Regions from separate parts of the Homo sapiens genome. Here region 2 is linked to region 1. Evidence: chromatin contacts called from ENCODE Hi-C or POLR2A ChIA-PET data. All regions are on one chromosome and are shown on one strand. The core of a region is the stretch at or near the end of the contact, and the rest is flanking DNA. Distances in the headings are between cores, read along the strand shown.

Region 1 (4,398 bases), core at 1,058-3,557:
CAAAAAAGTGCTTTCATTTTCAGAAAAACAGCAACAAAAATCAGAGCTGATTTTCCTTTAGGTCTACCACAATGCAACATTCTCTATCACTAAGGTAATTTCTCTATCTTTTCCCTTTAAATTCAAGCCGTAAAAAAATTTAGAGACAACTTTGTTCCAGACTACCTCTTTAATGTAATGTTTCCAATCCTTCTTACACAAAAGCTGAATTTATATCATCAAAAAATTTACAGTGAATCTAAACAGTCACTTCTGTATTTATTACCATTACTAACATAACAACATTAATTTTTTAAAATAATAAAATCCTTGCTTGTTAGAGACAGAGGGCTTTAATTATCTTATGTATTCAAATGGAAAGTCTTTTTGTTAAATTAGCGTGAAAGTCCCTTCATCTACACACAATTGGCCCAAAGAAACAGGCCATTTTCAGCACAAGAGGCCAATCCATTTTAAGAGTGAATAAAGCTTTTGAAAGCACCACACACCCTCTTCCAGACTGTCAAATTTTCAAAATGGTCCAGCATTTTTTCCACTTTATCTTTTTTAACACTTTCAGGCCCAGTAAGCATCTCATAATTAGATTAATTAAAAAGGAAACAACAAAAAACACTGCTCCCTTCTGATCAAAATTATTCCATTTATGCTTAATTAGCTTTAATCCACGTCTACATATTTAATGATGGGGATATGACAATTCAACCCATTTGCATATTTTAAATGCCTTTTCTAAACTATACTTTGTAACAGATTTAGAAGAACAGTCTCTTTCTCATGCCAATATGCCACAGCATAAATCAGGAGGATACAAATTAGGAAAAAAAGAGAAAAGAAAACAAGGCCTCTCAGAGCCAGGGATGTGCTCAGGGGGGTGGAGTAATTTACCCAGGGGTGGGGGCAATTTACCCGCCACATCACAAACTACAATCCTTTCAGCCCACCAGACCGAGAAGCATTACATCACACTCTCACAATGATAGGGGGAGGAGGCTCTGAGAAAGCAAGTTTTCAGCTTTCTTTCCTCCCTGCTCTCAGGCTTCCAGAATCCTGCATTAGGAGTAATGGAATTTAACTTCAGGCACTGCACAGCTTCAGGGGTTACTAACAATCACATAGACTGCTACTTATACATGTGACCCTAAATGACCACTTCGCAGTGGATACATGGCCGAAACAGGCAACCACACACTCACACGATGAATTTATGCTGAAAAACTCAGTTTTGCATCTGTGTAAAATTAAACAAAAATTTTATTTCGTGAGGAATGAAGAAGGCTAATACACAGGGAGAACTGATAAAGAAATAATTTCTAATCGCGGTGAATAGCTGTTCATATCTTTAAAACACCATGTTTACAACATAGTCCTACCCTTTGGTTGAATCCAGGATCAAAATAAAAGCGCATCTGGCTGCACATTTGAGAACACACACAGAGACCCAGTGCAAATGAGCGCGCGCAGAAAGGAGAGGGGTGAGCCACATATTGCTTGGGAGGTTTTCAAGCAGGGGAATCTACAAACCCCAAACCTCCTGGTGTTCACCCGCCCCCAACCTGATGTTTAAAATGTATTAGGTCTTACTTTAGGTTTTACATCTCTCTAGGAAGGAGGGCCCAGTTTAAAAAATAAAAAGATAGAAAAAGGCTTTCCCGTTCTAGGGCTTGCCCTCCCAGATCCTTTGTCGGCCTTAGCAGCCGAAAGAATGCAAACCCATTTATATTTATGCAAATTTTTGCAGCAGATTTAAGGGGGGAGGGGGAGGTCTGTGTTTTTTAAAAACCTCTTTCTAAATAGCAAATTTCCAATTACTCGCAGCTTCATTTATTGCAAGATAGAAACGATGATGAAAATCTGCATATACATTAAAAGTGCAATTAAATCACTTCAAAATCTAAATATTTTACCACGTCTTTTCCATTTCTAAAATGCCGAACCAAAGTACATCACGGGTCTGATTTACACAGATCCACGAAATGTCTGAAGCCAGTCTCCATGCTAGACAAATGTCGATTTGCAACACCACCAGTGAAAACGGTTAGACAAGATCCATATAAATCAATTGGTTAAAAAAAATTGAAAATATTTACCAACCTCATAAAGTGCAGCAGTGCTTAAATCCAGCAAATTGAGGCATACAAGGTAGAAATGGAAATGAAAAAAGGTCCAAAAAATGAATTCTTTTTGTCTATCTGTTTTTTTGTATTTTAAATATTCAGAAACCAGCAGAGACTCTGTCGGCCATTTTGGCTTGAACTAACTCTCTCTCACACACTCTCCCTCTTGCTCTCTCTCTCCCTCTCTGTCTCTAAAGGAAGCAGCTTTTTGTGACCTTCAAATAGAGGCAGATCATGTGACTTCGGGTAGGTTTGTCAATCAGGAAAGGGGAGGGAGCTGGAGCTGAGACTGCCTTAAAGGGGAAGCAGCCCTTTTCCACTCACTTTCATTTGTGAAATGCTGTTATCTCATACTCTCCGCCTACAGACACTGCATGTGAAAGTGGCAACAGCATAAGGGTAACAGATGAACAAAACAGAAAAACCTTTATTGGTTTATAGAAATATGCTCAGTTGCTAACGATTCTTACAGCTCCTGGATCTTCTCCTGGCTCGCTTGCTAGTTATTCTCTAGATGTTTGGGCAAGCACAGGCTGGCAAACTGCTCTGTAAAAGGGGCTGAAACACAGCTCTACCAAACAAGAGGCTTTAGCTTTGAAAGAATGAGGTGAAATACAGGGCACGACTGATCTCTAAGAAACTCCTAAAATGTATAGAAAAAGACTGAAAGAAACGCACAAAAGTATAAACTGAACTGCAATTCAGAAAGGTTAAGTGACTTATCCCAAATCACACAGCTGAACAGCTGCAGAAGAGGGACTGGTTTCCCAATTCTGAACTCTACACTTATTGTTTTGCCTGTATGTGTGTTCAGTACCTCCTCCCCCAAACCCAAATAAAAACTATGCTTCAGCACTGCAAACGGAGTTTCTCTGGGCTAGGGCAGGTCTGAGTCATCTTTAATCCCCTCCCCCACCGCAGGAGGTAGCTCTGCAGCTGAGGGAGCCTAGGCACTAAATTAAAACCTACCTGGTTTCCACCACTCCTAATCCCTTCTCCTTCGCATATACATCTCCACTCCTACCCACTTAAGAAACCCAAGCTCGGTTTGCATCTCCAGCCCCCGCGGCTCACAGGCCGTGTAACTTCACTGCTAACAGCAAGTAAGTAAGTCCCTTACCCATCCTCCCACCCTGCCTGGCCTCCGTTTTCTCATTGGTAGCCGGCGGAGATTGGGCTTCCCTAGATGGTATCTTTGGTTTCTTTCACCTCTGAAACTCTGCACTTGGCTTCTTTGAGTAGTTCTGTTCATCTTTTCCTGGCCATCTCAAAAGTTCGCCTCCACCCTGGGAAGGCTTCTTGACCCTCGCAGTCCAGACCAGGCCCTCCTGTTAACACTCCCATAATATCCTTTACTACTTCTTCAGAGCAATGGTCATAATTGCAATTTATGAAAGAATGTGCTTAACATTAGTCTTCCCCAGGAGACTGTAAACTGTATAAGGAAAAACACCACGTCTTCACTGCTCTGTGAGGCTCCACACCAAACACCACATAGGAGGTAAATAAATGAATAAATCAATGACTTGGACCCTATTCAGAAGGGCTGGGCTGAGTAGGAGGAAATCTGCCACCTGAATATAAAAAATGTAGGGGAATGAGGGTCACATAGTTCCCAGAAACTCGCATTCATCTATGTTTTAAGGACGGCTTCAGGAAAGAAAGTAACTAAAATGGTAAAAAGCGCATGAGGCCGGGTGCGGTGGCTCATACCTGTAATCCCAGCACTTTGGGAGGCCGAGGCAGGCAGATCACCTGAGGTCGGGAGTTCGAGACCAGCCTGACCAGCATGGAGAAACCCCGTCTCTACTAAAAATACAAAATTAGCCAGCGTGGTGGCACATGCCTGTAATCCCAGCTACTAGGGAGGCTGAGCTTAGCAGGAGAATCGCTTGAACCCGGGAGGCGGAGGTTGTGGTGAGCCGAGATCGCGCCATTGCACTCCAGACTGGGCAGCAAGAGTGAAACTCCATCTCAAAAAAAAAAAAAAAAAAAGTGCATGAGAATGCCCTGTGACTATCGACTCCACCTATCTCTATAAGCCAGAAAAGGGAGGATTCCCTAGTGTGCTTCTCCCATAAACTAGGCTGCCATGCCAGCCAGCAGACAACTGATGGATTCTAGAAACCCGGCTTTCCTTGAAAAGGAACCTACGAATGCTTGTAAAATCCCACAACACTTGTTGTCATCCTGGCTTCTGGGTCTTTATACAGTCTCCCGCCTTTGCTCTTTCCACTCAGATATGACGACAGGAAAGGAGCTGTTTCATGGCAGGCAAAGGCCA
Region 2 (4,398 bases), core at 1,004-3,503, 1.0 Mb before region 1:
TTTTCCATTGTGCTCTCCTGCTAACTGGAACTTTTCTCCACCTCAGTCTCTATATTCTGGGTCTCTGCCTGAAATGCTCTTCCCCCACAATTCCCTTCCCAGAAATAGCTCCTTCTTATCCTGCAAGTAAAGGTATGTTCCCTACCTAGCAGGCCTTTCCCCCCTTGCCTAGGCTCCATCACAACACCTGCTAAATTCCTCCTCAGTTGGAATTAGATGTTTGATAAGTCTTCACTGTCTCCCTGCAGGAGGTAGGAAGCTCTGTGAGGACAGAAATTCACCTGTGTTTTCCCAGAGTCCAGCACCGGGCCTGGTGCACGGTAGGCACTAAATAAATATTTGATGAGGCCAGGCGCAGTGGCTCACACCTGTAATCCCAGCACTTTGGGAGGCCGAGGCGGGCAGATCACCTGAGGTCAGGAGTTCGAGACTTGCCTGGCTAACATGGTGAAACGCCGTCTCTACTAAAAATACAAAAATTAGCTGGGCGTGGCAGCAGGCACCTATAATTCCAGCTACTTGGGAGGCTGAGACAGGAGAATCGCTTGAACCCAGGAGGCACAGGTCGCAGTGAGCTGAGATTGCGCCACTGCACTCCAGCCTGGGCAAGAAAGAGCGAAACTCCGTCTCAAATAAATAAATAGATAAATATTTGATGAATAAGATGATTTGTCACTAGCAGATTCTCTGTGAAATGTATGGCTGTGCCCCTAAAGTATTAATAAAAGATTAAGCAACTAATAAAGGTTATTTTTCTCAACCGGTTGCTACCATCCCAGTGTCTAATAGGATGATCATAACTACCATATACTGTGCCCAGTACTGCACACTTATTATTTATTTTATTTATTTATTTTTGAAACTGACTGTCGCCCAAGCTAGAGTGCAGTGGCATGATCTTGGCTCACTGAAACCTCTGCTTCCCAAGTTCAAGCGATTCTCCTCCCTCAGCCTCCCGAGTAGCTGGGACTACAGACGTGCACCACCATGCCAGGCTAATTGCTGCATTTTTATTAGAGACAGGGTTTCACCATGTTGGCCAGGCTGGTCTTGAACTCCTGACCTAGTGATCCACCTGCCTCGACCTCCCAAAGTGCTGGGATTACAGGCGTGAGCCACCGCGCCCGGCAGTTTTTGCATTTTAATACATAGCACTACCAACCATTCAGTGATTTCCTCTTGATTTCTCCCTCTCCATCCCTTATTGTTCAATCCATCAGCAAATCCCGTTTATTCTCCAAAAGCTACCTCAAATATTTTTTACTTCTATTTATTTTTTTGAGACTGGGTCTCCCTCTGTCGCCCAGGCTAGAGTGCAGTGGCACGATCACGACTCACTGCAGCCTCCACCTCCTGGTGGAGCCTCACACGTCAGCCAACCCCCAAACCCCGCCCCAGTAGCTGGGACTACAGGAGTGACAATCACACGGATAATTAAAAAAAAAAAAAAAACTTTTTTTTTTTTTTTTTGTAGAGACAGGGTCTCATTATGTTGCCCAGGCTGGAATTTTTACTTCTTTTTATCCCTACTGCCATCACTTAAATCCAGACCACCATCATATCAACACCCTGGATCCCACTGAAGCTCCTAGCTGGGTTCTCCTCTTACCCTATCCTATTATTTTTCTACGTAGCAATCTTTTTAAAACTGTACATTGGATGGACTAACTCCCTTGTGTCACTGATTTGCAGGACGAGGGCTTTTACCCATATGAGCCACTTCTGTTTCCTCTTCCCCTGGTTGTTTTATAAGACTCCTGGGGAGGGGGCGGGTGACCCAAGTAGAAGTGAGAGAGTTAGAGAAAGGCCAGGATAAGAAAGTTATTCATTCAAATAATGTACCGCGTGCCCCTGTGCTCTGCGCACTGTGGGTACAGCAGTGAAATCAAGGACCGCACAGTTCGGGCGCTACGAGAGCTGCCGTTCCAATTCCATCCGAAGGAAGGGAGACAACGCTTTCCCGCGCGGACGAGCGGCCAGGCGCGGCGCTAACTGCTTGGACGCCCCGCCTGCCACCGTGCCTCAGCTCGCCTCTTCTGCACAACGGGACTCTGCCCCACAGGGACACCGGGAAGGTCCCGACCCGAGCGCTCAGTGGGACGGGGTCGCACCAAGAGTCCGCGCGGAACTCCCGATCTGGGCGGGGCCCAAAGGTCACGTGGCCGGGAAGGCGGGCGCGCGGGCTGCGAGCACCAACCGCCGGCCGCCCCGCGCTGCGTCGCCCCGCCTCCCCCGCCCCACCCCCGTCGCCCCCAGCGCGTGCCCGCCCGGCGCCCTCTAGGGTGGAAGGCTGCGGGCGTCCTACCAGTGCCAGGACTGCCAGAGCGGGAGGAGCGCGGCGCGGGCCAGCCGGGACTGCTGGACAGCGGGGTCCAGGCTAGAGGCGAGCGAGCGGTCAGTGACGGCTGTGGAGGAGGGAGGCGCTGGGCGTCAGCGCGGGACCCGAGCCTCTGGACCACTGAGCTGGGGGGCTGGCTGAGGTGGGTCTCCCGCCCTGAGGGCGCGCCTTAGGGAGGGGACAGGGGCCGGTGGGACCCTTGCTTTGTCTCAGTCGCACTGAGGTGAGGGGGCTGCACTCGGCCGAGCAGCGAGGACCGTGCCCAGCTCAGAGAGAGCCCTCAGAGTGTCCGGGCTGGATTGCGGCCGCGGTGCGGGAGAAGTCGGAGGAGGGAGTGACAGGTGACCGGGCTGGCAGGGCAACTGCCATTATTAAGCACTCGGCCGCCCGGGTGCGGTTGCCACCTCCTCCTTCCCGAGCTGGCAGCCCAGGCCACCAGGGACACGCACCTGTCCTAAGAGGGTGTAATCTTTGAGGCAGAGGTGGGACACGAACCCGGGACGGTTTGCCCTTGGGCCACTCCCTTAGGCTGAGGGAAAAGTGTACTTAAACCAGGCTTTGAGAATTGGGCAGAGTTTGAAGCGCAGAGATCACCGAGCCCTTCGTTGGCTGTCAGGACTTTAGAAAGACGTTTGGTCTCTAAAAGACCACACTTTCCTCCTCCCCAAAAGTGGCTGGACCTGTGAACACTAATTACTCATGTGTAAGGAGTGCTTTGCAATCTGTAAAGCACTTTCCATTCCGGTGTCGTAGATAATTCGTCACAATGAACTTGCCAAGTAAGCGTTTTTTTTATTTACCTTTTTTACAGATGAAGAAATTTTGTCCCAGAGACGTTTATTAAATCAGGGAGTAGCAATAGAGCCTTACTCTTTTTTTTTTTTTTTTTTTTTGAGACGGAGTCTCACTCTGTCGCCCAGGGCCGGAGTGCAATGGCGCCATCTCGGCTCAGTGAAACCTCTGCCTCCCAGGTTCAAGCAATTCTCCTTGCCTCAGCCTCCCAAGTAGCTGGGACTACAGGCGCCAGCCACCACACCCAGCTGCTTTTTGTGTTTTTAATAGAGACGGGGGTTTCACCATGTTGGCCAGGCTGGTCTTGAACTCCTGACCTCAAGTGATCTCCCCACCTCGGCCTCCCAAAGTGTTGGGATTACAGGTGTTAGCCACCGCACCCAGTGGAGCCTTACTCTTTTTTTTTTTTTTTGAGACAGAGTTATGCTCTTGTTGCCCAGGCTGGAGTGCAATGGTGCAATCTCAGCTCACTGCAACCTCCGCCTCCCGAGTTCAAACGATTCTCGTGCCTCAGCCTCTCAAGTAGCTGGGATTACAGGCATGAGCCACCACGCCCGGCCTTTTTTTTTTTTTTTTTTTTTTTAGTAGAGACGGGGTTTCTCCGTGTTGGTCAGGCTGGCCTTGAACTCCCAACCTCAGGTGATCCGCCTTCCACGGCCTCTCAAAGTGCTGGGATTACAGGCATGAGCCACCGCGCCTGGCTGAGCCTTACTCTTATACATCAAATGTTTTCCACGATAGGAAACCACCTGGGATGACCATCAAGCCCCAAACTCAAACATCCTGTGATTTCATCATCAGAGCTCCTGGCTTAGGGCACAATTCTTGGCTGGATCTGCCTGCCACTCCCCAGCTACCAACAACCGTATCTCGGCAACACAACCACCCTGGCACAGCACTTTTAATTATTTGTTAAATGTTTCTTACTGGGTTGGGCTAAACCAACTGTGAGGAGTCCTTTAGGCAGTGTCAAAACTTGGAGACAGTTGGATGGGCTTGATTGAATTCTGAAAATTCCCCGAGTGTACTGGGGTTTCTACCCAAAGTGACGATTACTTTGAGAGTATTGGTGATAATAATTTTTTGTCCTTCCTATTGACAGGTCCACCTCCTAACAAATTATTGGAAGGAATATGAGAAAAGTAAGTAGGGATTTTGAAGTATCAGTTAAAAGACCCAAAATTGTTTATGTTTAGAATAATGGTAGTTAATTTGGTGATGTTATTTCTGGATGTATAAGGTTAATTGGCAAGTGCTTATCAAATGCA

Evidence for each region. A loop is a pair of places that touch in the nucleus more often than their neighbours do. ChIA-PET counts read pairs that join two places held with the same protein, here RNA polymerase II (POLR2A). Pooled maps may share reads with other maps.
Region 2: a loop to region 1 is called in a pooled map, with 5 times the contacts of the local background. The contact joins the promoter of EP300-AS1 here to the promoter of TNRC6B in region 1. A Hi-C loop is called at or near these places in 6 of 50 pooled maps. POLR2A ChIA-PET finds 5 or more read pairs at or near these places in 2 of 52 experiments (B cell and activated B cell).

What each region holds. Positions count from the first base shown.
Region 1 is chr22:40,175,834-40,180,231 of GRCh38, reverse strand. TNRC6B (trinucleotide repeat containing adaptor 6B) reads right to left here and starts at 2,307. Exons shown (of 23, transcript NM_001162501.2): 1 at 2,092-2,307. The coding sequence starts at 2,096. RefSeq lists an enhancer at 2,419-2,468.
Region 2 is chr22:41,195,356-41,199,753 of GRCh38, reverse strand. It overlaps EP300-AS1 (EP300 antisense RNA 1), which reads left to right and starts at 2,253. Exons shown (of 3, transcript NR_110514.1): 1 at 2,253-2,480; 2 at 4,233-4,272. RefSeq lists enhancers at 1,730-1,799, 1,810-1,939, 2,094-2,593 and a silencer at 2,130-2,399.